Regions from separate parts of the Homo sapiens genome. Here regions 2 and 3 are each linked to region 1. Evidence: chromatin loops called from intact Hi-C (ENCODE). Cell type or tissue: heart left ventricle. All regions are shown on one strand. Each heading gives the region's core, and the rest is flanking DNA. Links, peaks and the distances in the headings are about the cores only. Region 1 overlaps KCNJ8-AS1 (KCNJ8 antisense RNA 1). Region 2 overlaps C2CD5 (C2 calcium dependent domain containing 5). Region 3 has its middle 49 kb from the start of ABCC9.

What was found. A loop is a pair of places that touch in the nucleus more often than their neighbours do. Peaks named below come from ENCODE experiments on the same cell type or tissue, not always from the same donor. Only the 100,000 strongest peaks of a DNase experiment are listed, where the experiment ranks them.
Region 2: a loop joins it to region 1, with 4 times the contacts of the local background. A loop is called at or near these places in 37 of 110 quality-filtered maps.
Region 3: a loop joins it to region 1, with 9 times the contacts of the local background. A loop is called at or near these places in 77 of 110 quality-filtered maps.

What each region holds. Positions count from the first base shown.
Region 1 is chr12:21,693,011-21,703,322 of GRCh38, reverse strand. The region is part of intron 1 of KCNJ8-AS1 (KCNJ8 antisense RNA 1); the gene reads right to left. Among named protein-coding and RNA genes, the nearest start is that of KCNJ8-AS1, 36 kb to the right of the region's middle. In heart left ventricle, for the core only: a CTCF peak has its summit at 5,316 (motif pointing left); no DNase peak of the experiment used is centred there; H3K4me3 peaks cover 362 bases.
Region 2 is chr12:22,455,386-22,465,697 of GRCh38, reverse strand. It overlaps C2CD5 (C2 calcium dependent domain containing 5), which reads left to right. Exons shown (of 27, transcript NM_001286176.2): 23 at 6,156-6,206; 24 at 7,113-7,214; 25 at 8,537-8,727. Among named protein-coding and RNA genes, the nearest start is that of C2CD5, 84 kb to the left of the region's middle. In heart left ventricle, for the core only: a CTCF peak has its summit at 5,640 (motif pointing right); no DNase peak of the experiment used is centred there; H3K27ac peaks cover 219 bases.
Region 3 is chr12:21,985,188-21,995,499 of GRCh38, reverse strand. No RefSeq gene overlaps it. Among named protein-coding and RNA genes, the nearest start is that of ABCC9, 49 kb to the right of the region's middle. In heart left ventricle, for the core only: a CTCF peak has its summit at 5,480 (motif pointing right); no DNase peak of the experiment used is centred there.

The sequences.
Region 1 (10,312 bases), core at 2,299-7,298:
CCAAAAAGAAGATATACATATGTCAAATAAACACATAAAATAGTGATCAATATTACTACCCATTAGGGTCATAGAGATTAAAGTCATGCTGGGATAACATTACACACCTATTAAAATACCTAAAATTTAAAAAAACTAATCATGTCAAGTGTTGGCAAGGAAGTGGAGCATCTGGAACTCTCATTAACTTTTGCTGACAATATGAAGCTGTAAAACCACTTTGAAAAAAAATTTAGGCACTTAAAAAATTGAAATACACATCTATCATATGATGAAGACATTGCATTTCTAGGTCTTTACCCAAGAGAATTGAAAGTACATGTCTAAAAAATGTATACACAAATGTTTGTAGCATCTTTATTTGTTATCACTGAGAACTGGAAACAACACAAATGTGCATCAACAGTTGAATGAATTAATAAAGTTTGGTAAATAGAGACAATTGAATACTAATCGGCTATAAAAAGGAATGAACTACTGGTATACATAATAACACAGATAAGTGTCAAAATACTATTCTTTAAGAGAAAAGCCAAACAAATACATACTGTATGATTCCATTTATAAAAAAGACTAGAAAATACAAACTAATTTACAGTGAAGGAAATCAGATCAATACTTTCCTGGAAATATGGTAGGTTGAGGTGGGACTGGAATGAGGGACTATAAAAGAACATGAAGAAATCTAAGGGAGTAATAAGTATGTTTATTATCTGAATTTTGTTTATGGTTTTCTATACATATGCATATATCAAAACTTATCAAATTGCACCCTGTATTAGTTTTTTATTACTGCATAACAAATTATTGCAAACCTAGTGACTTAAAACTAACCTATCATCTTACCATTTCTGTGGGCCAGAAATACAAGCATGAGCTAACTGGATCCTGTACTTGGGATCTCACTAGACTGAAATCAAGGTGTCAGCCAGGGCTGTGATCACATCTGAGACTTAGGGGTCTCAGAATTCAATGACTTGTGGTTGTAGGACTAAGATCCCCATTATCTTGCTGGCTGCTGGCTAGGGATTCTCCAGTTCCTAGAGCTTGCCCCCAGGTTCTTGTCACGTAGCCATCTCACAACATGGAAATTGACTTCATCAAAAACCCACCTTACAGGCGTGCAGTGGCTCACGCCTGTAATCCCAGTACTTTGGGAGGCTGGGGCATGCAGATCACCTGAGGTCGGGAGTTCGAGACTAGCCTGACCAACATGGAGAAACCCCGTCTCTACTAAAAATACAAAAAAATCAGCCAGGTGTGGTGCTGCATGCCTGTAATCCCAGCTACTCGGGAGGCTGAGGCAGGAGAATCGCTTAACCCAGGAGGCGGAGGTTGTGGTGAGCCGAGATCGTGGCATTGCATAAAGGCCCTACCCTCATAACCTAATCTAATCCTAATTATCTCCCAGAGGCTCTGTCTCCAAATATTATCACATTGGGGGTTAGGGCTTCAATGTTTGAATTGGAACAGGAGGGCCACAAACATTCGGTCCATAACAGAGAGGATTATACAGGGTGTACACTCTCAGGAGTAGAAATTTGGGGGACTATCGTAGAATGCTGCCTACCACATACCTTTTAAACATGTGCAGTTTATGTCCACACAAAACATCAATGTACAAAAAAGACAAAATGACATAAGGGAAAGAAAATTATATTATCATCAGACTTCTGGACAGCAATGTATTATCCCAGAAAAAAGTAGAATAAACTTGAAGATACATACATATGTATGTATGCCGTGGATTTTATGTCCAACAAAATTTACCTTCAAGTATAAAGGGCACACATGAATTTTTATCAGCATGCAAAAACTGAAGGAATGTTGTTTCTATTTTCCTCCTTAGGAATCTACTATGGTAGGTACTTTAGACAACCAAAATGAATAGAAAATTATCGGTATGAGGACTGAAGAGGAGTATTAAACATATAGTTACTTGTAGAGCCAGATGAAGTGAAGATTAAAGGAAGAGAGTATAATATATAATGGTTTTATATTTAAGCAAAGTAGTGAAGTTATAAAAAATTGACATAATGTGTAGAATATGCAAAATATATTTGAACAATTCTCAGTAATTTTTCATGGTGGAGATTTTGGTATGGTTATTTTAAGACTATTCTGTTTATAACATGGGATAAAGTAATAATTACGGGAAATTCTAATTTTATTATCTCCTGCATTCATGGGAACCAAGATTCTTGATACAGAAGAAAGTAGTTGTAGTTAAAGTAAAAACAATCCCTGACACACACATCTCTTTCCCTAATTTTAATTGGAAATATATCAGTAAGATCTGATAAACTATTTTGTATGTACATACAGATATGCCTATGGTATATGTATATGTGTGTCTACATTCATATCTATCAATATTTTCTCTCTTGCGCATCTCTTCCCACAGGAGTCTCTGGCTACATGCTCCCGACAAGACAATCACAAATGTCAATTGCACGTAACTCCTTGCGAAGGACAAATGTTAAGGTTCTTTTCCACTAAGCCCAGTCCATCTCATTTCTCTGGCTTCCCTCATAAAATGATGAACAGTCTTTGCATCCGTCAGTGATAACAGAGTCTCAGCTTCCCATCTCCTGTGAATAAATTCTTGGGGGAGGGAAGCATCTACACACCTATCTAAAACAAAGAGGCCTTAGGCTACATAAATCAAAATATGGGGTAGGGAGGATTTCTAACTTTGCAGAAACAAAGTTCAGCCAATAGATACAATTACTATTACTAAATAGTACACTTAATGCTTCAGTCTGAAGGTACAGTCAATCCTCCATAGCCATGGGTTCCAATGTCTCAGATTCAACCAACCTCAGATTGAAAATATTGTGGACAAAAATATAAAAAATAACAATACAATAATAAAATAATACAAATTTTTAAAACAACATAGTATAACAACTATGTATACATCATTTACATGATATTAAGTATTATAAGTAATCTAGAGATGATTTAAAATATACAAGAGGATGTGCACAGTTGTATGCAAATACTATGCCATTTTGTATAAGGGACTTGAGCATCCACAGATTTTGTTATCCACAAGGGGTGGAGGGTACTGGAACCAACCCCCTTTAGCTACTAGGGAAGAACTGTACTGCATTTTGGTTCCTTCACTGGATTTCAGAGCTTCTCATCCAACATTAGCATTGGGAAACTCCTGGATGAAAGGGAACATCTCCCATAAAAACAAATTCCTGTACCACCATTGCAAGATAGAAAGTGATTACTACTCCCCACATGAAAAATTCTCCAACTTCACCACATCAAAGTCAGGAAGCTATTGAGCATTCAACATTCTAGAATAAGGCAACCCAAAGCTTTCATTGAACAAATATGGTTTGATTGCACAGGTTTGTCAAAGTGCCATGTGGTTTTTGAGTTCCTAAACACCACAATGTCCCCAAGCAAATTTTTAAAACACAAGTTATTCCTTCAGGATGCCAAGATTCCATAGGAACATTATCCTCTATTTCAAAAATAAAGTATAAAGCTATTTGAAAATAAAATATCAATCAGTCAATGCCGAAACTGTAGGAAAGACTGAATGTTGCCTGCCTTTGGAAATCTGTGTCATTCCAGAACATAAAGGCCAATTACCATATCTGCTCAGAAATATATATCAGAAATATATATCAGAGTTGGAAGCTCTTTAGTGGAGATGGATCTTAGAGGCCCCTTTAAGACATAGGCTTTTAGAAACCTTCTATATTAAAGCATGCTCTTACATCCTTCCAATCCTATAACAGAATAAACGTTTCAAAGCACCGACCTGTTAATTACCTTATTTAATCTTCACTATGTTGCATTCATTTGTAATGTTGTTTCTTATTCAATTAAGTAAAGAAGCTTAACTTCTAGATGCATATTATGTGTTTTAAAAGGCTGCAAAAAGCATAAGAATAAAAAATTATTTTCCCCATTAGCTTATCATCAGGAAAATTCCAGACCAAAGAAAGGCATGGAAGTGGATGGTTATGGAGTAAACTTCTGGAAGAAACAAATGTGGAAGACACAGCTTTTCCTCTTTGTAACTTAAGCCAGAATCAACCTACTTTTATCCAGGGGGTAAACTGAGAGAGAAAGAAAACTCTCTATTGACTATTGCGTGCATGCCAAAAGATCATAGACTTTATCTCAATGAACCCCATATAGGCGTTATTATCCCCATTTTATAGATCATGATAAAAACATGCCCACAGCCATATGTGTGGTCTTTGAAAGTACACCATCAAACCCAGACCTATTGATTATAATTATAAGGCCTCTTTTCCTTTCCATGGTATCTCACTGACAAAACCTGTGTTGCCTGGTCTGTGACCACGTCTTGGTTAACTGAAGGAGAACAGAAAATTGTCCTTTTCAGCTGAAACTAAAACCAGATCAACTGACGACTCCAAGATGTTAAAAAATGGTCCAGATAATCCTGACTAAAAATACAATGGACAAACAACTTTATCAATTTCAGACTATTTTTCCCGGTCTCTTGAATTTTGCATGTGAATGTTTCATTTAAAAACAGCCTCATCAAGCAAAGTTTAAAGAAGTGTGTCCAAAAAAATTATAGGTTTTTCCCCCAATCTTTAGAAGATTTTCATTGCTATTGCTACGAAATACAAAAAGTTAAACAAAAAATTTTGTTTTCCAAGCTGAAACATGTATTTGTAAATCCAGGATAGTTAAACAAGAAAACTATTCTTGCAGAAAATATCTGAAAAATGAAATAAGCAATATTAAGACAAACTGAGTAAGGAAGTGGTGATTAAGTGGAGTAAAGACCGAGGTCATGTACATCTGTGCTGTGTAAGGGCCCACTTCATTTTTTGATAACTTCACTTTTTCACCCTTAACAGGGTTAACCCTAGAATGTGACAAGGGTAGCCTATGACAGGCGACATTTTGAAGTCACATTTATACAACCTCTACCCCAAACCCAAAGACCTCTCTCTCTCTGACACAAACACACACGGAAATTTATATACTTTTAATATACACAACCCAAGGTAGTCTTTTACAATTTACCAGAGTCATTTATTACTTAGTGGCATTCCAGCTCTCACACAAAATCACGATATTTCCTGTGCTTCCCTCCATGCACGTTTTGTTCACTTCTTTGCACAAGGGAACTGTGACTCTAGCATGCTGACTTGTCGTAGAAAATAAAGTGGGAATTTTTGGCCATCACTTTTAATTTAGAGCTACTGGTTCATTTCTAGAATAACATTAAACAAGAGAACGATTAAAAAAAAAAAAAAAAGAGAAAGAAATGAATGAATAGGTTATCACTGCCATCTGGTGGTGAAAATGCAAGAAAACAGGATATACATTCTGATAGCTCAAAATAGAATTAGTTTGGGAAAAGCATTGTTTTATAAAATGTCAAAAAATGTTCAGAAGTTTAATTAAGAAATGATTATCAAATGTTTGTGTTACTGATATGACTCAGAGTAGTCGCAATACGGAATATATGATCTCTTCTGATTCACATTTTTTTTTTCTCAATTTCCAGGAACATAGAGGTGTTCCTACTTTTCAGGCCCAAGAACCATAGAAAAAGTTAAATGATCATTGCATCCGTTTCACCTCCCCATGGCACTCCTCCTTCACAGTTGTTATTTCAAGAGAACTAAGTATTTACAATCATGCTATGTGGTGGGCACAGCATACAAAACGGACATCTCATCACCTGCTTGCCTCTATCAGGCTCTGAAGGTGTCTTTCCTAGGAAGTTGTCAACATAATTAAATCAGACAAACTTCAAGATACCATTGCTTTTGACAGTGTGGAGTTTCAACATGACAGACTTTGACTCTGCAGGGGGATTCCACAGCAGCTCCCATCATATCTAAGCTTCTATTACACCCAAGCTTCTATCACACACTAAGCAATGTGATCTCACATTACACAGCATACTAAACTCTCTATATAGGAAATCAAACTTTCTTACGTTGCACACACACACACACCATTTGTTTGTTTCTGCTTTCAAGTCTTTATGCTTTCTTTTATTTTCACTTGTATTGCCTATCATATTATCCTCTTCAACTACCCAGGTCCTTGCCAAACGTAAAAATTCACTGACTTGAAAATGCCTCAAAGGTTATCTATATATTACTTTTTAGGGTTTGCTTTCTATATGTCAGACACTGTTTCAATCATTTTATGCACATATTAGTATTTCCAAATTCTCAAAAAAACTTTGGAGAATTATTATTCCTATTTAAGCGTGGAGAAAACTTGGCTCAGAGCAATGAATAACTCATCTAAGTCTGCACTGGGAGTGAGTGGAGAAACCAAGTTTTGAAGCAAGGTCAGTCTAATTTAAAGGTTAAACTCATTCCTTCCTTGCTCATCATTCTAACAGGGCTTTAGTACACACACATATATGATGTAAGAACAATACATATATGTTCTTACATCCCTTTCCTGTGCAATATGATCCATTCCTCTCAAGAAAGTATGAATGACATTTCCTTTAGCAACTCCAGAGAACCCTCATTAGCTAATGAAGTGGTCTCTTGGTTAACAGTGTGGATTTCAAAATCAGAAAGCATTCTACCACTAGCAACTTTACAGTATTGCAAAAGTACTAGGCTTCAGATCTTCAGTTTTGCCCCTTTGAAATACTAATAAACCTTTTTGAAAATTAGGTGAGATAATCCATGAAAAGAGCTTAACTAGCATCATGCCTGTGACATGTTAAGCACTCAATAAAAGTTGGCGTTTATTATTTCAGTCTCTTTTATATACTGGATATTCAATGCAGATTGATGATTAACTGTTTTCAGCGATATGAAAAGGCCTTTATGAAAGGAAAAGAGCTCTTCAGAATATTGGATGACTCTGAATGGTGACTCTAGAATAACAGGGCAAGACTCTATATGGGCTGTAGAATCAATCATATGAGAGATCTGGGTAGAACATCTTCACATATTGGAAAATGTAGGGGACACCACGCTCCTGGGGTTTCTAGGCTGGCAGTGAACACATGGAAAATTCTAAATGTGAAAATGACAGCTTTGTCAGTTTGCTCCTCGAGGCCTGCCAAAGACTGCCACAGTCCCTGTCCATCTCTAGTAAATCACAGTAACTAATTCAGCTCCTACACCAAATTTGGCTTCTTCTATGACTTTTCCTAACATAAAAACACACAAAAAAGAATAGCAGCACAAAAACCACATAAGTCCCAGAAATCATTTCCAGATGAAATTTTATATGTTCTGCTTTCTAGTTTTGGCAAGTCATTGAAAAGTAAAATAGCAACCACTGTGAGAGAATTCTTATATTTCTGGAAAATGATGTTCCAATGTTATTTTTAAGGAAAGGAATGTTTATCCTTCGTTCCGAGGAATGATAAAAATGTTCCCAAATTACCCTTTAAAAAGGCAGTGATTTTACAAAATATATATATATACACACACACACACATTAATTCCTCACTTTATATCTTAAATAGGTTCTTTGAACCTATTGCTTGTTAAACAAAAGTTTAAACAAAACGACATATAACAAAACCAATTTTACCACCAGCTACTTGATATAAATAAGATTCAGTTCCTACAACAAATTTCTGGTCACAAAAACATCACCAGACTTCTAAATAAAGAGCCAAAGCACTTCTAATATTAAACATAGAAAAATATTTGAACTATATATACATTTTTTAACTATTAATATACTCAAGCAGGATAATTATCTACCCATTTATTCCAGCTCGGGGTTGTAGGTGGGTGAGTCTGTCTCAGCAGTTCAGGGCACCAGTCAGAAACCCACCCTGGATAGGCCGCCATCCCATCACAGGGCACACTCAGGCACACACACTCACACTCACTCAGACAGGGGCCATTTAGACATGCTAATTCACTGAATGTGCGTATCTTTGGGATGTGGGAGGAAATTTGAGTACCCAGAGAAAACCCATGCAGACATGGGGAGAATACTCAAGGTTCACACGACAGTGGCCGTAGGAAGAAGCGATATTTTTTCTCATCAATGCGATGAGAAAACAAGGTTGAATGAAACATTATTCACTTACCTGGTGCTTGAGTGTGTGGTATGTGTGTGTATGTGTCTATCTCCAAAGATAATATTATTTATTAAACCACTGTCCCACTCCCGTGAGCACTGATGTCCTAAGAATCCCACCCCTGCTATTGATACGGAAGTGGGGAAGGGAAGTGCTGGGAAGGGAAGTGCTGGTGTGGGCCCTTTAAATGATACGGAAATAGGGAAGGGCGTGGTCCCTGACTAGGACTCCACCACCTGCCTTGTGACCAGGGACCTAGGTGAGGACAGGCATTTTTGTTTTCCTGCCCAAATGTTGCATTTTTCAAGACCACCCTGGCGTGCCACTCCCCCATCCTATGCCTATGAAAACCCCCAACACCCTAACAGGCAGACACACAAACGGCTGGACATCGAGAGGAGCACATCACTGGAGGAACACGCAGGTGGCTGGACATTGAGAGGAACGCACCGACAAGCACCAGCAGGCCAACAAGCCACCAACCGACTGGCAGACTGACACGGAGTTTGGCTGGGGCAGTCGGAGGAGAGCGCCCAGGCCATCCAGCAGCCCAACTCCAGAGGAAAACCATCTTCCTTCTGGCTCCCTCATCTGCTGAGAGCTACTTCCACTCAGTAAAACCTTGCACTCATTCTTCAAGCCCACGTGTGAACCGATTCTTCAGGCACACCAAGGCAAGAACCCGGGATACAGAAAGGCCTCTGTCCTTGCCACGAGGCAGAGTGTCTAATTGAGCTGATTAACACAAGCTGCCTATAGACAGCAAAACTAAGAGCCCCCAGTAGCACACACTCACTGGGGCTTCAGGAGCTGTAAAAATTCACCCCTAGACACTGCCATGGGGTCGAAGCCCCACATCCTGCCCATCTGTATGCTCCCCCAGAGATGTGAGCAGCGAAACACTGAAGAAGCTAGCCACTCCCTCTCTCGCATGCCCTGCGAAGGGGACAAGGGAACTTTTCCAGTTTCACTATGACCATGGCAAAAGCTACATACCTCAAGACTGCCCATTGAGATTAGAAAACAATACAAAATCCTGACCCTTAATCCAGCTGTCTTACTTCTAGGAATCAACCCAAAGATACATTAGTAAAAACAGAAATATACCTGCTTAATACTGGTTTTTTTTTCTTTGCAACTTTTATTTTAGGTTCGGGGGGGTACGTGTGCAGGTTTGTTACATGGCTAAATTGTGTGTCATGGGATTTCTTAGTCACCCAGATAATAAGCATAGGACTTGATAGGTAGTTTTTTGGTCCTCACCCTCCTCCTACCCTCCACCACCAAGTAGGTCTTGGTGTCTATGGTTCTCTTCTTTGCGTCCATGTGTACTCAGTGTTTATCTCCCAGGTGAGAGAATATGCAGTATTTACTTTTCTGCTCCTGCATTAATTTGCTTAGGATAATGGCCTCCAACTCCATCGTGTTACTGTAAAGGGCATGATTTCCTTCTTTTTATGGCTACATAGTATTCCATGGTATATACATACCACATTTTCTCTATCCAGTCCATCATTGATGGGCATTTAGGCTGGTTTCACATCTTTGCTATTGTAAATAGTGCTACGATGAACACATGCGTGTATGTGTCTTTATGGTAGTTTGGGTATATACCTAGTAACGGGATTGCTGGGTTGAATGGTAGTTCTGTTTTAAGTCCTGTGAAAAATCTCCAAACTGACTTCCACAGAGGATGAACTAATTTACATTCCTACCAGCGGTGTGTAAGTGCTCCCTTTTCTCCACAACCTCACATGCATCGGTTATTTTTTGACCTTTTAATAATAGCCATTCCGATTGGTGTGAGATAGTATCTCATTATGGTTTTGGTTTGCGTTTTTCTAACGATTAGTAATGTTGAGCTTCTTTTCATGTGTTTGTTGGCTACATGTATGTCTTCTTTTGAGAAGTGTCTTCATATCCTTTGTCCATTTTTTAATGGGGTTGTTTGGTTTTTGCTTGTTAATTTGTCTAAGTTCCTTATAGATTATGTATATTAGACCTTTGTTGGGTGCATAGTTTGCAAATATTTTCCCCCATTATGTATGTAGGTTTTCTGTTTACTCTGTTAATAGTTTCTTTCAACTATGCAGAAGCTCTTTAGTTTAATTAGGTACCATTTGTCGAGTTTTATTGTTGCTGCAATTGCTTTTGAAGTCTTCATCATGAAATCTTTGCCAGGGCCTATGTCCAGAATGGGATTTCCTAGGGTTTCTTCTAAAATTTTTATAGTTTTGGGTTTTACATGGAAGTCTTTAATTCATCTTGAGTTGA
Region 2 (10,312 bases), core at 3,169-8,168, 760 kb before region 1:
AGAGACTTTAAAAATAATGTGTGTATCTATATAGAAAAAAAGAATGAGCAAAATGGGGGGGAATCTGGGTTGAGGTCTGGGAGAAGAGTAAAAAAAATCAGCGAGATTCTTCTCATAGATTTCAGTTTATCTCAAGAATTTTATACATGTAATTTTTATAAAAGGTTAGCATATTACTTCAGAGAAATATCTAAAGGCTTACATCTTGAGCTATTAGTTGCTGTATTGTAGGGCTTAAGAACTTATATTAGACAAGTGTGTATAAATCATATACTACTTTAAATATATTTCAAGTTCTTAAAAAATATTACCTAAGGTAGGATAATAGTTTTCATTAAAACACTGATCATTTAAAAATTAAAAAGGTTTAATTAAGTCAATTTTAGTTTTAAATACCGTTGAGTGAAACTGTATAGAAGACTCTTTTTTTTTAATACCCACCTTGTTTCCTGCTTTCCTTTTGCTTTTACTAGAGTATTTCCTCGTGTTCAGTGGCATACGCTATAGGCTGGCAGGAATACTCTATTCATTACATTAGCTGCTGACTGCTGTGGCAAGCATAGGTTAAATATAAAAACAAGTTGGCTTATACCCACAATACATTGTACTTCAAAATTAGGTGTCTACGTCAGAAGTTTTTTATTGTAGGCTAGAAGAGTTACTTTTTCTTTGTTAAACCAAATTAGATTTTTTTTCTTTTTAGAGACAGTCTCATTCACAGATTTGATTTTAAAATAGTTTAACTGTTTGAATTTAATGTCTTGCTAACATTATTTTAAAATAGCAATTAGAAGTGTACATTTGTAAAAAATACAGAAGTTATCTTTTACTTTTCCTGCCAACTAACGGTTTGAATTCTTATGACTATATATAATTCCTTATACTAATTAAAAGCATTTTATATATTAATAGTCCATTGCATGTCTGTTATTACTATTTTTTAAAAAATATATTTTGTCACTATGACCAAGTGGCAGCAACAATAAAAAACAGTTAAAATTCTTGATGTTATTGGAGGCCAAATAATCAATGGCAAGTTTTAAAAGGAAAGAGACGCTCAGGGGAAGAGAATGCAAAAAACAGAAACTAACTAGAGGAAAATGTGTGAAAAACTCATCCCAGAAATGGGAAGGAAGGAAGGACGGAAGGCAAGAGAATTGATGGAGAAGTAGGAATAAAGAATCTTTATCTCTGTGGCTTCTTCAAGGCAGCTTGAGGACAGTGAAATCCACAGTTAGAGGAAGAGGGAGTAAAAAGCAAAGGAAAATTGCATTGAGTTACTGACAGAAAACGGATTATTTGGAAGAGAAGCTATAAAAGATAGGAGTGAGAGGGAGATTGCATGCTTGGAAATGGAAGCAGGAAAATGTAAGAAGGGGATTGAAGAAGAAAGACAAGTGGTTTAGAATGTCGTACACCTTTAATTAGAAACTTAAATGACCCAAATAGGGAAGTTAATTGTCTTTGTTATCTAATATATGTACTACCTAGGTATCACAGTTGAATTTTTCCCTTATAAACTGTCCAAATTGAAGCTAGTTCTGTCTTTCTGTGTGCCTTAGTAATTTACAACTGTAATATGGCAGTTTCCTTATCAATTCATCAATATTTGAGTATCGTTATAGATCAGGTTTATACTGAATGTTTAGATATATCATTTGTCTACCCCAGTCATGAAGTTAGATTTTATACTTATAAAGCATAACTAATCAATGCATTATCAATTGATGGAAATTCCTAAAGAAACATAAAACCCAGTTTTGATCATAATAAAACTGAGAATGTTTAAATAGGAAAATAAAACATAAATTATAATGACTCCCAACTGCATATATTTTAATCTGCCAGAGAATCATTTCCAAATTTGTAGGAAGTTTTTTAGTTTTAGTAATTCTTAAAAGACATTCAGATAAGATTTTCTCAAATATTTTTTAATTATTTAGAGCAAAGATGATCTGCAAATTCTAATGATATAAAGTGAATAGATAGTCAAAAGAGGTACTGATCAGTGTAGAAATTTATTCCTGTATTTATCTTAGTTTGTTTGGTACTACTGTGACAAAACACTTGAGACCGTGTAATTTATAAAGAACAGGCATTTATTGACTCAGTTCTGGAGGTTGGAAGTCCCATATCAAGGAACCAGCATCTGGCAGGGGCCTTCTTGCTGTGTTATCACAGGGCAGAAGGGCAAAAAGAGAGCAAGAGGAGATCAAATCTCCCTTTTTATAATGGCACCAATCCCACCCATAAGGGTGGAGACCTGGCCTAATCAGGCCTTAAATGTCCTACTTTTTTTTTTTTTTGAGACAAGAGTCTCCCTCTGTTGCCAAGGCTGGAATGCAGAGGCACGATCTTGGGTCACTGCAACCTTTGCCTCCCAGGTTCAAGTGATTCTCCAGCCTCAGCCTCCCAAGTAGCTGGGGTTGCAGGCGCCTGCCACCATGCCTGGCTAATTTTTTTTTGTATTTTTAGTAGAGACGGGGTTTCACCATATTGGTCAGGCTGGTCTCGAACTCCTGACCTCAAGTGATCCGCCTGCCTTGGCCTCCCAAAGTGCTGAGATTACAGGTGTGAGCCACCGCACCTGGCCTTTTTTTTTCTCTCTCTCTTTGAGACAGGGTCTTACTCTGTCCCCCAGGCTGGAGTGCAGTGCTGCGATCTTGGCTCACTGCAGCCTTTAGCTCCTGGGTTCAAGCGATCCTCCCGCCTCAGCCTCCTGAGTAGCTGGGACCACTAACACCCCCTTGCCTGGTTAATGTTTATCTTTTTTTGTAGTGATGGGGTTTCAACATGTTGCCCAGGCTGGTCTCGAGCTCCTGAGCTCAACTGACCCGCCCACTTAGGTTTCCCAAAGTGCTGAGATTACAGGTGTGAACCACTGCCCCTGGCCAGAATGTCCTACTTCTTAGTACTGTTACAATGGCAGTTAAATTTCAGTGAGTTTTGGAGGGGACCTACATTCAAATAATCGCTGCAGCTAACGAATACCTTTGCCATTGGTTACGACAAGTTATTTAGAAGAATGGAAAAGTCTCAGACTTTAGACGTACTGGAGAATGTCTGTTTGAGGGAGGAAGAATCCTTTTTGTCGTTAATATGCTCATTTCCACTGAGCTGATTTTAACCTGGGTTAGTTTCCCTCCCACACCACTACACACAGGGCTTGTTAAATATTGCTAGAGTGCACTAGGGGAATTATAAAACCATAGCCCTGTATTGCTTTGCTAAGTTTCTAGGGTCATTTATTTGGGGCTTGCAGGGTTATCACTTAATGGTGACTTTTAAAAAAATGCAAAATAATCTTCTTCTTGCATTAAGTGGGAAACCAAATTATAATAGAAGCAGACTGTTGTGTGGCTTAATTGAGACTGTTTGCAGCTAGAAGGGGGATCTTGACATGAAAAGCATTTGTTTCAGACTCTTCCATATAGATCTACAAATGGCACACAAGTGAGCACAACTCAGCAAAGCCTGAAAGACTTTTAAGGAGATTTCTACCCTTGAATAATGAACTATGTTGTTTTTAATTTAGTATTAGTCTAGAGACTGCATGTTGTTTTATTTCTTTTAAACTGGAACTCCCAGTTGGTCAGTGAGCCAGACTGCATGTATCTGCAGTACCTTCTCTTTTGAAAAGCTTATCACCTGGGAAGCCAAACTCTGATCAGGAGGAGCAGAGGGCCTGGGAGTCTGAGGTCATCAGACATTTGAGGTATTCAAACCAGTCCAGGTGCTGATGTCTATCTGCTGCTGGGACCAGCTGGCCTTGGGCCTCTTGGGCCTTTTTTTTCTAGGAGAAAAATTAAGATAGCAAGCATGTTAAAAGATGAACCTGCTCTCCCTAAGTGAAATCAAAAATCTCCCTTAAAAACTTGGGTTTTTCAGATTTTTTTCAGATGCATTCGTATTTGAGGGCAGGGAATAAACATTTTCCCTCCCTTTTTTCCCTCTTCATCCTTTATATAAATTTTACTGGGTAAAAGTAATACATGTATATCGTGAAAAATTTGAATATTACAAAAATCATGTAGTCCAGAATAAAGCTCTCTTCTCCATTTCCTTCCCCAAGAGGCAACTACTTTTAGCAGTTTACTGTCTGTCTTTCAAAGATACTCTATTCATCCTTTTTAAAAAACACAAGTATTTTACATATCATTGTGTACCTTGTTTTTTCCACTTGATGTTAGAGATGGGAACAGATATTTAATACATACTCAGGTAAGCTCTTTCTGTGTACATTTGCCATTAAAATATATGCAGTTCCTACTAGGGAATTCCATATTACTCAGATAATATCAAGGTATAGAAAAGATTTTCGTTTTAGTGATTTTTCAGAAATTTTTAAGCCGTTCCTCTTTCCCCTGCAGTTTAAAAAAATGCACAGAATTCCTAATGCCAGCTATATGTTCTGTAATTCTACACCAACCAAATCTATACTGCACAAGACATATGAGAGCCTCAGGACTCTCTTGGGATATGTAAGTTAGGGGTAGGACAGTTGGTGTCCCAGTCTCTCCATTGAGTCTGTTTCTGTGCTGAGTGTCCCTACAGATGTGGTAAGCCTCTGAATGTCAGGTCTGTGCTGGTCTTTCTTTAGGTCCCATCTCCTCCTAGACTTCCAAAGTCTCTCAAGATCCTGAATCAGGAGGACTTTTCCTATCTAGATCTCCAGTCAGTGAGCATGATGGTCAGGGCATGTCCACAGTGTGGTATCCTCATAGGCCATTCGTGGACCCCACCTGGTGATCCCTTTTATTCATCAGCTCTGTATATGTTACAGGATTAGCTAGTGGTCAGTTGCTTTATGAAAACTGTGGGCCAGGTTTGGTGGCTCATACCTGCAATCCCACCACTTTGGGAGACCAAGGCAGGCGGATTACCTGAGGTCAGGAGTTCAAGACCAGCCTGGCCAATATGGTGAAACCCATCTCTACAAAAAATACAAAAAAATTAGTCGGGCGTGGTGGTGGGTGCCTGTAATCCCAGCTACTTGGGAGGCTGAGGCAGGAGAATCACTTGAAGCTGGCAGGTGGAGGTTGCAGTGAGCTGATACCGTGCCACTACACTCCAGCCTGGGCAACAAGACGAAAACTCCGTCTCAAAAAAAAAAATTGTGTTGGTGGGGTGTGGTGAGATACTTGCATTGTATTTTCAATTAGCAGCAACATTCTATGGTAGAAACATTCTGTACAAATAATGTTTTGAAAAGTTTTTTTATTAATTTAAGAATGTTACCAAAAAATCAACACACTAAGTAGAAATGAAAAAACATATTTATCTATCTATACTTAAACTATACTATACTAAGCCAACCGAATTATTCTCAGTGCTTTTCATGAGTTATTTCTAAATTGGCAGGACTATTCTTTTAGTTGTAAAATTCTTTCAAACAAAAATTTAAATATTCTAATGTGGGTAGAACATGAGCATTAAAAATAGGTTATGAAGTTTTTTTATAGTGCTATTTAAATTTGTACAATACCTTAAATACCTGTAATAAAAAATATCAGGGAAAATTCTGGATGCTACTGTCAGGTTACTGGAAAGGGAGTGATACTGGCTTGGGATTCCTGGTTACCTCTGTGATCACTCATTTTTTAGTTTCACAAAGTCTTGATACCACCAGAGGGAGCTGTTGATATCGAAGTCTTCGAATGAAGAAGTTGGTGGTGAGAGTTAAGACTAGGGAGCAGCTTATGCTGATCTGTGAAGCATAATCATTATCTTGTCTGTAATTTGTAATCTTATAGACTCTTCCCCACAGCAAACATTTTCCTTCCATGTTTCATTTCAGATATTCTTCCCAACACATTGACCCTTTTCTCTGCCTAGTCTCACATCCTGCTTTCATCATACTCACATTCGTTACTATGTTTATATTTTCTTGTGACTATAAAGTTTCTGAAACTCTTTTTGTGTTACAGTAAGCAAGTAGTCTCCTTTGGCATGGTATTTATGAACTGAGCTAGTTTTCATTTATCAATAGAAACTGCATTTTAAACCTAGATGCTTTTATTTGGTTTGCTTTTGCAATGAAGCCATAAAGATTTCCTCCTATTCTTCTGGCTTATAGAGGTATTAACAAATAACAAAGAAGAGGTACTGGCTTGTACTTAGCATCTGAGCTAATGTTGTTCATATTGTCTTATTAGAACACCTGGAGAGTGCAAGTTCTAACTCAGGTATACCAGCTGCACAGAGAGGTGAGTTTGTCTAATTAAGCAAATAGTCACCAAAGGTGTAAAATTCTAGTTTGGTGGTGCATAAAATTATAGACATTGAAGAAAATGCACTGGACAATATGGAATAGACACCAAAATCTGGCTTTTTTTTTTTTGTAGGTAGAATATGTTCTTTTAAAAGCATCAATTAAACTAATATTTAAATTTTTTAGTATGTTAATGGTTTCCCAGTTTCTAAGCATAAAATTTTAGCTCCTTAAAATTTTTTTTCCAGCTTAGCAGTAGTAAAAGTTATTGTTTTTAAAAGGGGGAACTTGTGAGGCTCACACCTGCCCTGACCCCATATTATCAGAGGCTTTGTTGCCCAAAATCAGACATGGAAACAAAACATTAACAAAAATGGCCCTTTGGTTTTCCTCTTACTGATTGTAGAAAGAAGATACTTTAATAACAGATAAGTCAACTACTAACTTTTAAAAATATATTCTTCAACATTTGATTCTCTTTTTTTAAAATTTTAGGGTAAAACTAGGGAAATGAATTATTCACAAAGCTTTGATTATAAAATAAAATAGAAACAACTGAAATATTGTAAATTAAGAAGAATAGGAAATAAAGTTAGTTAAAGCACAGTATGTGGTCCTTTCATTGATATTTATGTTAGACCCCACTCAGGCTCTCCCTAGGAGACCACACAACTATGACATCACCAGAAATGCTCAGCCTGCTAACTGAGAACTTGGTTTTGGACAAATCAGTGTCTAAAGCTTGACTCTTTACTATCTCTCTTATCTGACTTGAAAAGGACCATTCTTTTTCTGAGTTACAGTTAAATTACATCATCGAAAGGAGTGTTAAGACGAGTAAGAGACATCATCCATATTTTTTTCTTTGTTTTTTTCTTTTGTTTTCTGTCTGTGTTTTCAGCAACGTCAGTTGATTACAGTTCCTTTGCAGACAGATGCAGCAGCTGGATAGAGCTCATTAAACTGAAAGCTCAGACCATAAGGCGTGGATCAATTAAGACAAGTAGGCGGATGTTTCTACCACATTATGATAATCTGAGAAACATATCCCTGATTTCCCAGTGGTGAAAGCTAGACCTTACTACCCAGTAATAACATTGCCAATCCATCATGTATTAGAGTGTGAAAGCTGCAGACTGTAACGGTCATTTAGGAAAAGCTTTTGAAAGGCCTTTAGATTTATTAGTTTTACCTATAGAATTGTGTTTTTAAAATTTTCCTTTTTGTGCAGGTATTCTTAAAAGTATATAAATAGATATTATATCATTCTAATTGGAAGTAAATTGCCAACTCTCTTATTGAAAAGACATTCTTCCAGGACCCAAGGTACTATTTAGTATGTGGCATCTGTCGGTTTATTAAGTGTGATATGCAGAGGGCTAAACTAATAAAGAATTTATGGTGAGAAAGTAGTTATTACCTTACTGCTAGAATCAGAATCATTACTTATATGTTATCTTATGCCATGTGTTTTGGTAAATTTTGAGGTAAATATATTTGAGTGAAAGAGCTTACCGTACATTAAAAGGGGGAAAAAACTACATTTCACAGGAAATAATATAGGATGTGAAACCAGCCAGATCTGGTTCTGAATCCTAGAAGTGCCATTTTAATAGCTATGAGACCTTGGGCAAGTTACTTAACTTCTCTAACCTTCCATTTCCTCATGCATGAAATGGGGATGATGATGATAACCTGTGTTTTTGGGTGGTTGTAAGGATTAGATATATATATATATGTCTGGCTTATGGCAGTTATTTAATAAGTGGTAGCTATTATTTTTTTACTTTATAAACAACCAACTTTTAGCTAGCAGAGGTCGTTAAGCTTTTAAAATTATGAGTTGGTTTTCAAAAAGGTTTGGAAAAAACCAGTATCTTACAACTAGATAACATAAGGTTTATCTACAAGTTGACAATGATGAAGTCGTCTGAAAAAGATGGAAAAATTGCACTGGGAAATAGAACAACTTTCACACTCTCCTTGTAATAATTTGTTCCTACAGCAGATAATTTTAATGCTCAGCCGCTTTTTCTTTTTCTTCACTTTATAACCAATCATTGTGTGTGTAGCTATACTGCATCAACATTTTCTTTTGCAGGAATGCCATTTTTCTTCCAAAAGAATTCCATTCCAGCATTTCCTCTCATGTTTTTCTGTCTCTCTTTTTTAATTGCATGCAGTGCATGATAATTTCTTTTCTTTCATGACATGGCTTAGCCTCACAGACAGCTGAATGTTGTCACCACTTATTTGGAAACCTCAGGGAATAATTGTGTTACCAGCGTCTGTTCTGAATGTTTTCTCATTTTTCTCCAATTTTAGCCATGACAGTTGAAAAAGCAAGTCCAGTGGGTGATGGAAATTTCCGGAATCGTTCTGCTCCACCTTGTGCAAATTCCACAGTTGGGGTTGTTAAGATGACACCTCTTTCTTTTATTCCTGGAGCAAAAATAACTAAGTATCTTGGGATAATTAACATGTTTTTTATTCGAGAGACTACTTCTCTTCGGGAGGTAATTTTATAGAAGTTATTTCATTTTTTAAAAAATTTTCTCTGAAGATTTAGTAACAAAACTAAGTTTCAAATTGTTATTTTTTGCCAAAAACTTACAAATATTTATTTATATTTTAATTATCTGGATTGAGTCTAGAGTTTATTTCATTTAGCAGCGAGGATTATCACAAGAATTGTGTTAGTTTTAAACCTATTTATTGTTAGAAATCTTAGAACCTTATCATATAGTAAATAAAACAAATATCTGTGTTCAAATAGAAGTTTAAAATAGCCCTGAAAGAACAGCTTCGTTTCCTCAGTAATTTAGCAATTTTTGACAGATCACATTTAGAAATAGTAGAGGACTGTATTACAGATACATGTCTAAGGAGATACTTTATGTAATTTAGCTCTGCTGTTTCTTCCTCCTGAGAAAGGAATGAAGCTGCTCATTTTTTACTCTCTCAGTTAGTGTATGAGGATGACATTTCTTCAGTCTTACCTCACACTGAGTATCATTAAACTTTAATTTGGTTTTTAAATAACAAGTTGTAATATTTTACTTGATGTGGGAAAAGTTCAGAATCAGAGTCAGCCTGTTATATCTTTTATAACACAGGAATTTAAACTTAAAAAAATTACGTTGTGTCATATGTTAAGGAACAGGGGCTACCAAGCAAATTAATATGGTGAATAGGGAAATTTTTTAGTTACTGAGGTGTGACATCCAATAACCTTTTCAAATTTTACTTCAGCTGCAGTTTGTATTTTTAAAAAGTATATTCATTATAAAGATGACTTAGCTGTGCCCTTCTTCACCAGCAGTATTTCTATACTTTCTTAGGAATAACAGCCTGCACACTGTCTTTAATATCATACTCACCATCCTGCGCCTAGCACAGTAGCTGGCATGGAATAAACACAATATGTTTTTGTGCAAATAAATGAATAGCTTCTGACAGATTATTTAATTAATTAGATGGATGTTTTCTTTAAGGTAAATTAGGCCAGGCACAGTGGCTCACGCCTATATTCTCACCACTTTGGGAGGCTGAGGCGGGTAGATTGCTTGAGGCCAGCAGTTTGAGACCAGCCTGACCAACATGACGAAACCCCTTCTCTACTATAAATACAAAAATTAGCCGGGCATGGTGGCACATGCCTGTAATCCTAGCTACTCAGGAGGCTGAGGCACGAGAATTGCTTGAACCTGAGAGGTGGAGGTTGCAGTGAGCCGAGATTGCGCCATTGCACTCCAGCCTGGGTGACAGAGTGAGACTCTATCCTTCCCCCCAAAAAAGATAAATTAGTTTTTATATCACTCTTAATTACGTTAAGATGAAAAATAAACTATGAAGATATTCTCAAAAGCCTTTGGATAGAGAATTAAAATAGATGATACTTCTACATCCATTTAAATTTGACAAAGATTTGGTGCGAAAAGCTGGCATATATTATGAATTAACCTTTTCTACTTGCTCTTGGTAGCACATGGATATTACACTATTTTGAATCCATAAAATTGTATTTCCTAAGCCTTCTTGACTACTTAAGCTCCCATACCTCAAAATGTTGCTTCTTAGTAGGTTTTCCTTCAACAGAAA
Region 3 (10,312 bases), core at 3,295-8,294, 290 kb before region 1:
TATGCCATGTTCTCTGAGCACTCTTCACTCTGAATTGTAGAATAGCTCCACTGTCAAAGTCCACGAGATTTGCCTTGTAATTTGTAAATGGCGTTTTGGAGTTTAGGAATGCCCTTTCTCTTTATACAGTCTGGCTCTTAAATCAAGTCTCTCTTTAAAGAGTAAATAATAAAAAAATCTAATGAGATAATCAAAGCTGATTAGGAAGTGCATGGTTCCCTAATCATGCACATAATTTAAAGGATGAAGAATCACAAAGAATCACAGTGTAAATGAAATGAGTGTACTTGTGCTTAAAGTTTTCCAGATATTATACCTGATATAATAGTAGTTTTCCTAACTTTGTAGATATATTGGTATAATAGACTTAAAATTTTTAAATTATTTGCACCCTCCCCCTATCTTTGCATTTATTGTTATCCTCCAAGTGCTAAAAACAGCTTTCTATATGCACCACCCTCGAGGGTTGGGTAGATAGGACAGTGTACAGCAAATAAGCTAATTAAAATTCTAAATGAGACTTATAAATCTATAGCAGAAACAAATAATCTCGAAAACATAGCTTTCATTTGTGAGAGCAAGGCTCTATTGAGAGAAAAAAGGTAAGTGAATTCTGACATGACTGAGCCATTGTGACTTGAAGAAGATTATTGTATATACGACATGACACCAAAGAATAAGTTATATTACCCGCAGGAAAAGAGAGAGATGAGTTTGACCAAATGAAAGAAGAAAATAAAGGTGATGTATTGAGAGGTTAGAACAAGCTGGTTTCTAAGAAACATCCTTTCCTACCCACTCCTGGAAAGAAAGAATTGAAATCCCAGATACATTTGAAAGTATTAAAGAGCAAATGTTAACCATTTTCTGGACTCTGGAAAGTGGCCTAGGAGACCACAAACTTCACAGAGAAGTTCCATGTCACTGTGCCTTACAGGTAGATCAGCAGTGATTGAGTGAGTTGACTAGACTGAGGGGCCTGAGGGTGGACTTACAGAGTCATAGTCAGCTTGAGAGATAGATAGACATTATCAATTCTATCCATTACTCCTTTCTTCTTTCTTCACAGGCATTGAAAGAAACATTTTCCTCTACTCTTGCAATTAGGTGGACCATATCTTAATTTGATCAATAAAATGAGATTGGAAGTGTCTTAGTCAGTTTGGCTGCTATAATAGAATACTGTATATTGGTGGCTTGAACAACAAGCATTTATTTCTCACAGTTCTCAGGCTGGAAGGTCCAAGATCAAGGTGCAAGCATATTTGGTGTCTGGTGAGAGCCCTCTTTCTGGTTTGCAGATGGCCACCATTCTGCTGTATCCTCACATGGCAGAGGCAGAGAGGAAGTTGGCTCTGGTCTCTTCCTATAAAGACACCAATCCCATCATGAGGACCCCAGCCTCATGGCCTCATCTAGATATAATTAGCCTCCATAGTCCTCACTTCTAAATATTATCACTTTAGGGGAGAGGGTTCCAACATATGAATGTTGGGGGACACAAACATTCAATCCCTGGCAGGAAGTGATGCTGTATCAATTAGGGAGCTGATAGCAAAAACCCAAGGTGATTCTCCAGTCTCTCTTCCCCTACCATAGTGACAGAGAAGACCACATGGTCTAGATAAGATGACTACAAGTTGGTTGGCAGAATCTTCCTCAGCATGGCCTCTGAGTGACTGCATAGTCACTCAAAGACCCCACTACAGCAGAGGCCTTGCTGAGGAAGGTTCTACAAACCAACTGAGTGACTATGCACAGTGACTAGGCTTCTGAGTGACTATACAGAGGCTTCCAGAAACCTCGACAGACATGCAGTGTGAGTTAGAAATAAACTTTTGTGTGTTCAATCACTGAGATTTGGGGATAGTCTCCCTTCCCTTCCCTTCCCTTCCCTTCCCTTCCTTTCCCTTCCCTCCCCTCCCCTCCCCTCCCTCCCTCCCTTTCTCTTCTCTTTCTTTTCTTTTCTTTTCTTTTCTTTTCTCTGCAGCATAGCCTCTCCTATCCTAACCATGGGCAAGGGCAGAATCTCCAACCTTACAAACGGCAGAAGATTGAAGGCCCTAAAGAGACCTGAGGTTGGAATGAGTAGGATTTGGAGTGTATGAACTTCACGACCAAGGACCACAGAGAAAGCATAGACTCAGCAGTAATACCGGCCTCATGATGGCAATAAAAAGTCTTGCTGTGATCAGCAACACTATAGCTAAGGCAGAGACCCTTCTTCTGATTGCAGCATAATATGTAAGTTCTCTGGAAATTTAAGTTTACTTTAAGAAAAGGGAGGAAAAGTAAAGATACAAAGGAAAATCTTGAGTGATTGAATTTAAATACTAAGTTGATTGCTTTAAAATCAGAAAAGATGATATGCTGTGTCATCGTCATGTTCTGCTACAGAGACTGTTGTTTGTCTGCCCCTATATCTTTCTCTTTCCTTATGCCTTGATCTTATTCAGCACCATCAATGAAGTGGAAGTGGAAGTGTGTAACTTCTGAGAAATTTTCATAAAAGACAGCTGGAGGGTGCCCTTTGGCCTCTCTGCTACTTCCTCCTTCCTGCTGCTTAAGATGCAGATGCAATGCATTTGTAAGCACTGTGGATGGGAGAGCTCAGAGATCTCTGTGGGCCCCTACGACTCTAGGAAGCCACTGTATCAGGCCCCAGCTGCGTTCTCTAATCTTCATTAAACTTAAGAGCATAAACCTGCACATTTAAGCCTCCATAGTAGGGTCTCTGTTCTATGAAGCTGAACCGAATCCTAACTGATACCCTTTCCTTCTCTTGGTTATATGGCAAGCAATTTCAAGAACCAGAAGCCACAGGAAAGTAGCAGCAGAATTCTAGGTAGAAACCACATTCTGAAGAAGGATCTCAAAGATAACAGTGGGAAAGATTCTTTGTCCTGTGCATTGGAAAAGACAAATTCTCTAAGACAAACATTCACTGTGTTTTATTACTATATTCTTACAAATAGGAAAATTATCCTTTCCAAACCAGTTGCTTGCATCCTAAGAAATGTAGGGCTCCTTATGCTAGCATAAAATGGTGCATTAGTAAACCAAAATTATCCAGCATCAACTAATATGATAGTTGGACTTGCAATCCAGGAAGCACATTTGATGAAGTGTTAACTGTCTAAACAACAGTGAGGCACAGGTAAGTATGGGATTCCCAAATGTGCTTCAGCAATATTTTTGAAATTTTGCATTATTTAACACTGGAAATAATCTTATCTAATTCTTCTATATAGATTACTAGCCGGCTAGGTAGGAATCTTTATTACACTAGAATCTTGTCTTATCTTTTTGCATACTCTTGTGGTTAAAGCGATAATAAAATTTCCTAACTCTAAACCAATTGCTCATGCAATTGGTTTAATGCAATTGATTTAAAGCAAGTTAACAGCTTCTAGGAGACTGTGGCTTTCCCTCAAAGGAGTCTTTGTGAAATTTACAAGAAAGCTAAGAATCAGCTACTTGCTTCCATAATTTAGAGAGGCATTGAGAGTCTCTTTAAACCTTATTTAAACATGCAGTGAATAATCAGAATAGAAATGACCAGAGGTATTTTGTTTCCTCCGTCGTGTAAGAGACAGAAATGTGTCTTTCCATCTTTTTTTTGTCCTCACCCCCAATTCACACACATTTATGTGATGGGTCAAAACATTTTAACATATGTGCAAATACGTGTGTGTGTTCTTAACCTTCTTTTTTTTTTTTTTTTTTAACTTTTGCTGACCTAAGAGATTCTAACTCTGTCTACCAATCTGCCAAGTCTTCTTTCCTTCACCTTCTGTGAATAGTTCTGCTTTTTGCCATCTGGGTTCTTCTGAGCTTTGCAGAATAAGGAAAAAAGTGACAGGCGCAGGACAAATAATATGAAAGACTGTGGAATGGAGGAAAGAAAGATGGAAAAGAAGAGGGGTCTATGTATAAACTTCACAGTGTTTGTGAAATAAAAGTAAAGATATTGAGTTATTCTGAAATTACTTTTTGGTAGCTGGATTGTGTAATTGTGAGCAATCAGTCTTAGAGTTTAATAAGGTCATAGACTTAAACCCTCATACCTCTTTAGACAGTCCCCTCTAAATTAGACCCCTACTTCTCAACTATTGAAAACCCATGGATTAACACAAAAATTTTATGACCATCCACTTTCAGGGATTTTGACATGGCCCTTGAGGGCATAGTTGAAAGTCACTGGGGAATCTATGTTTTCTCACCAGCGAAGGCAATTTTGTTAAATTTACTTTCTGTAGACTGTATTATAAAAATCAATAGAATGCCTGTTAGATGTATATAGGTATCTTATAACATATTGAATAGTATATGACCTGTCATGCAAAACGTGGATGTCTTCCTGCCCCTGTTGCTTTAAATGGAGAATCCTGCTCCAAATCTGAAGTGAGTATTGTAGAGAGGATCCTAGCCAACAACCTGCAGGTTAAAGAGTAAAGTGAATAAAGTATGCTCAACTGTAAAATGGAGCTGTTTGGATTTGGGAGCATTAAGCAGGAGAGGTGAAAAGTAAAGACAATACTGGAAGCAAATGGCTGACTATTGAGACAAGAGTTGAAGATAACTCTGATAGGGTAGATCGCATTGAGTGAAGTAAGCTTTGCCAGCAGCTATCCCCAACAACAGACTGTGGGATTCACAGAAGTTTAGTAGCTCTAGCTTGTGGTATGCAGAAGAATTCCTCAAAAGTCTGTGTGCACAACATCCAAATGTCAGAATTCCCGCTAAGTTAGAAACTGCTAAGCTGCTTCTTTCTACATATATTTGAATCACATACCTTATTCTTATGACAAATATTCTGAAGAATTACTTATTTCATTTTTCTTTTTCTTTTGAGATGGAGTCTCACTCTGTCACCCAGGCTGGAGTACAGTGGCGCGATCTCAGCTCACTGCAACCTCCGCCTCCCAGGTTCAAGCAGTTCTCCTGCCTCAGCCTCCTGAGTAGCTGGGATTACAGGCGCATGCCACCACGCCCGGCTAATTTTTGTATTTTTAGTAGAGACAGGGTTTCACCATGTTGGGCAGGCTGGTCTTGAGCTCCTGACTTTGTGTTCTGCCCGCCTCGGTCTCCCAAAGTGCTAGGATTACAGGTGTGAGCCACTGTGCCTGGCATTATTTCATTTTTCATAGCTAGCTAAATAATGCTGTTCTATGATAAGATCTTTCTAAAACTTTAGGTGTCACTATAAAAGGCACATCTTGAATTAAAAAAGTTAAGATAGAGATAGAGTCTTAATTTTTTTTCCGTCCTATGTATTCTCTCAGCAGTTTGGTTCAAAGCATATTTGTTAGGAGTCAATGCTGCACTGGCTGCTGGAGATATGGTAACGAATGGTACCCTAGCCCTGGCATGTAGAAATACTTTCAATGTGTTAATAACATATTTTTTTTCCACAGTTAACTTTTCTATTAGTTAAATTAGGAAAATTTTTACATTGTCTTACGAATATCCAGTCTCTCAACTCAGCACTAGAGGGAGCAACAGTGCAGAAGAAAAGCTATGAAAATGTGAGCTTCACTATTATTATAGCAATATTGAAAATCACAAAATTTCAGAAAAAAAATATGGCTGAAAGGAGGTAGAATGTCTAACAGTGTGTGGAGGTGAGTGGCTAACCCGTCAGTAAAGTTAGGGAAAGCTGGAGATACCGCTTTGGAGAACTGAAATCTTTTTGAGGGATTTTTTTCCAAGAATAGGGCTTGAAATCTACATTAAACAGTATCTAGGAGACTAGGAGACATCACTCTCAAAGACTTTACTGCCAATATTTATTGACAAGTGCCACCAATCAGCAAGGATAAGACAAGAATAAGTGGGTAGAAACGTTTTTGGCCACAAGCAATACAATTTTGACCTGGGCAATGACCAGACCCTTGAAAACACAGTACTTTTAGAATGAATAACTATATAATGCACAGGACATGCTGTGTTATTTTCTGATAAGAACTTTTTGAAAAATTCAAAAAATTTTGAATGGAAGACAAAGAATTATGCAAAAATTTTAGTACTGAGGACAGAATGATGACTACCATGTACTAAGTGCCTGTCCTTGGCTTTAAATGTATTGTTATGTACAGTTTATTATGACCCTAATGAGGTAGGTAGTTCCAGCTGTATTTCTCATATTGGAAAATAGGCTTAATATAAGCCAAGTGTTAAAGAAATAATTACTGGATCATCATACTATATTTATGTAATATATAATACTGAAAATAAGTAAGATTAACATTCATATTGGTAGTCAGGAATATTATTAGGATTGATACAAAGTATGGCTAAATTTATTATTTGATTTAATATAAAGACCTAAAAATGTGTATTATCTAAGAAAAATTTGTAGCTTTTGGCTTTTGACATTTAGTAGAAGTATTAATCATTCAGAAGTAAACTATATATCTTATTACCAAAATAAAAGGCCTAGGTCATATTGTTCTTGAATTTTAAGTGATGGTTTAAATCTTAACATATTTGAGCTAATACATAGAAGTGCTTATTGTCAGAAGTCACTTAAACTCTATAAAGTCCTTGTAATTCCTTATACTGATTCAAGTGGTGCTGATATCACTTTCTTTGCAAGGTTTTATGTCATGAGTGTGTTGATGTGGACAATGGGATGTGATGTACCAACTTAGATTCTTTCCAGCTCCCTGGTGTTACTGCTTTTGTGTAGGACTTGCTAAACTAATAGCTGAGAACAAAAGGCACTGGGAGTTCACCTTTTAACATGAACAATGTCTACTGTTCCCCACTCCCGTAGTATGAGATACCCACCATTGAGTTCATAAAATGATGGGTTCTCACAGCACCCTGAAGGGTAAAAATTGTCACTTTCTTCTTTTTTTTTTGAGATGGAGTCTTGCGATCACTTTCTTGAGAACACAATTTCTAAAGCATTTAACTTCTCCCCCAACCCCTAGATTGAAGGAGGCACTAGATTTATATATTCTAAAATATGAAGGGTTCTAAAAATTGGAGAATGCCACTGACTTTTCATCTGGAGACTCGTGAAGGCAGAAACCCCACTGCCGAGGAGATCCTCTGATGCCAGAAGCCAGCAGAGCATGAGAGTATCACAGTGTTCCTATGAAGATGAGAGCTGAGGGCCACTATATCCCAGTTCCCAGAGTTCACGGAGGCTAGTTCTCAAGATTCCAAGTGAGAGAGCCAAGAGTTGAACAGAGGGACAGGAGCCACTCAGATTGCTCAGGAGAATGTACACAGAGGAAGGTGTGTGCACCACTGATGAGGGGTCAGGGGAAGATAAACGTTGATTAGAAAATTCCATATGCCACCTACATGAAGATCCCACATCCCTAGAGACAACTGACAGACTGAATCTGATTGAGAACACAGACTCCCGTCCCTTTGAAAGCACCCGACTATGACTTTTGTCTTTCACCAGGACCTTCCATTCCAGGGGTCAGACCAGGGATGGCATCAGTGGCAGAAGCTTGTGAGGAGGAACAGGATTGGAGGTAGGCAAAGAAAATCAGTGAGGCGGAGAAGGAGGGCATGGGAAGATGACCTAAATCTGCAGAGTACATGTTTCCATAAGATTAGGTGACAAAACTCAGTGGGTGGGATGGAATTCAGGAAGGACGGAAGCGGTGAGGAATAAGGGTTAAGAGCACAGGCTGCAGAGCTGAACTACCACATTTTGAATCCTGCCTACTCCATGTGCTAGCTATGGGACTTAGAGCAACTCATTGTCCCTGCACCGAGAGTTTTTGAGAAAATTAAATGGATTAGAACAGTGACTTGAATATAAGAGCCATGCAATCCATGTGAGATCTGATGTTGATGGTGATGATGGCACAAGTGGGCACACTGAAAGTAAACTTGACACCAGTTATGGGAAAATACATTCTAAGTTTGTACATAACTAAGTTCCAGTGCTTGATCTACACCTATTTCAGTGTTCCAATAAAGCACCATGTAAAGTTGATTATTAATGAAATGTCCTTTATCAACTGTATAGTGTTTGCAGTTATATATTATATGTTAACTAAAACTGAGCTCATAAAAATAATTACAACCAAAGAGTTGTTGTTTTCAAACCAAATAGAAACATTCTTTACTTTTAAAATTAAATCCCCAAAGGAGATTTAAATTTCCCATCTTGTGTTGAAACAAATGGCCATCATGCGCACTGTTATTTGTAAGATGAAATGTCCACTCTTTTTGCATAGCAACCAGACTATTTGCATCTGGTCCCTGCCTGCCCATCTAACCTCTCATTCTAATGCCACAGTATCCATTCTCTTGAGTTTACACAGAATCTTTGTTCTGCTTGGTGACACACACACACACACACACACACACACACACCCCTTTGCTTCAGGCAAATGTTTTCCTCAAATATAATTGAGGAGACACCTTCCATGAATCCCCTATTCATGCATTCATTCTTTTACCTAATAGCTCTTGAACACATAATTGTTTTAGGTATCATTCCATGCCCTCAGAGTAAAGGTGACAAACAAGATAGACAAGGTCTCTTCTCTCAAAGATGTGGCACACTAGTGCAAAGAAACGTAATAAATAGGAAAACAGGAAAATAAGTAACATTGGCATTTATATTGGTGGTCAGGGAAGACCTTACTGAGTGAAAATTTGCCAGCTACTAGAACATACATTCCATAATTACAGATATTTTTGTTTATTCTGTTCACTGCTGTATCTCTACTGTCAGGAACATCACTGATTTTCAGTAAACACTTTTTTAATGCAAATGTGAATGCAACAAAGAAGTTTGTGATGAATGCAAAAACAGAGCAGAGTGCTCCAGGCAGAGAAAAGAGCAAGTGCAAAGGTCTTAAATAGGTGGAAGGAGGTTGGCATGTTTGAGGAAAAGAAAGAGAAGAGGAGAGAGAGAGGAAGAGTAGAAGGAAGTGGGGTTAGACAGGGAGACAGGACTCGGCACGAAGGACTCTAGGAAGCCGCTGCGCACAGGAGGAAACTTGAACATACTCTCCTCACAAGTTATCATGTTGTGCTATAATTTCTTGATCTACCCTATTGAGTGTGTTTTTTTCACTTTGTTATTATTATTTGCTCTTTATTTTTTTTTGTAAGCCGCTTTCGTTGGGTTTACAATTTTTTCACTCCTGATTTTGATGTTTAGATAACCCATTTTTAATATTTCCTCATCTGTAATATGTGAACATACACTATAAAATTCATCTAAGGATTGCTTCAACTTTATTCTGTGTTTTGATGTGCAGTGTTTTTGTAAAACATGAAGTATGTTTTTATCATAATTAAGATTTCTTCTTTGAGGTTGGGCGCGGTGGCTCACACCGGTAATCTCAGCACTTTGAGAGGTCAAGGTGGGAGGATCACTTGAGTCCAGGAGTTTGAGACCAGCCTGAGAAACATAGAAAGACCATGTCTCTACAAAAAAAAAAAACCTTAAAAGTTAGCCAGGTGTGGTGGTATGCCTGTAGTCCTAGCTACTTGGGGGACTGAAGCAGGAGGATCACTTGAGCCCAGGAGTTCAAAGTGGCAGTGAACTATGATCACACCAGTGCACTCCAGGCTGGGTGACAGAGTGAGATCCAGACTCTAGGGAAAAAAAAAAAAAAAGATTTCTTTGACAATTAAAGTTTTAAAAGTGTACTTTTAAATCTCCAAGTATATGGACTCTTAATTACCTTGGTTTAATTTTTAATTTTGTTATGGTAAGAAAATGTGCTTCTGCAAGATATATAAATTCTGTGGCACTTGTTGAGATTTGCTTTGTAGCCTAATATGAAGTCAACTTTTATACAGTCATGCTTTACTTAACAATAGAGATGCATTCTGAGAAATTCATCCGTAGCTGATTTTCTAATTGTGTGAACATCGTAGAGTGATCTTCCACAAACCTAGATAGTGTAGCGTCTTACACACCTAAGCTATATGCTATAGTCTATTTCTCCTAGGCTACAAATCTGCACAGCATATTATTATACTGAATACTGTAGGTAATTGTAACACAATGGTAAGTACTAATGTATGTAAACATATCTAAAATAGAAAAAGTACACTAAAAATACAGTATAAAACATAAAAACCGGTAGACCTATTTAGGGCACTTATCATGAATGGAGCTTGCAGGACTGGATTTGCTCTGGGTGAGTCAGTGAATGAGTGATGAGTGAATGTGAAAGCCTAGGACATTATTGTATACTACCGCAGACTTTATAAACACTGTACATTTAGGCTGTACTAAATTTATTTTTTAAATTGTTTCTTCAATAGTAAATTAATCTTAGCTGACTTTTTTACTTTTACAAACTTTTCAATCTTT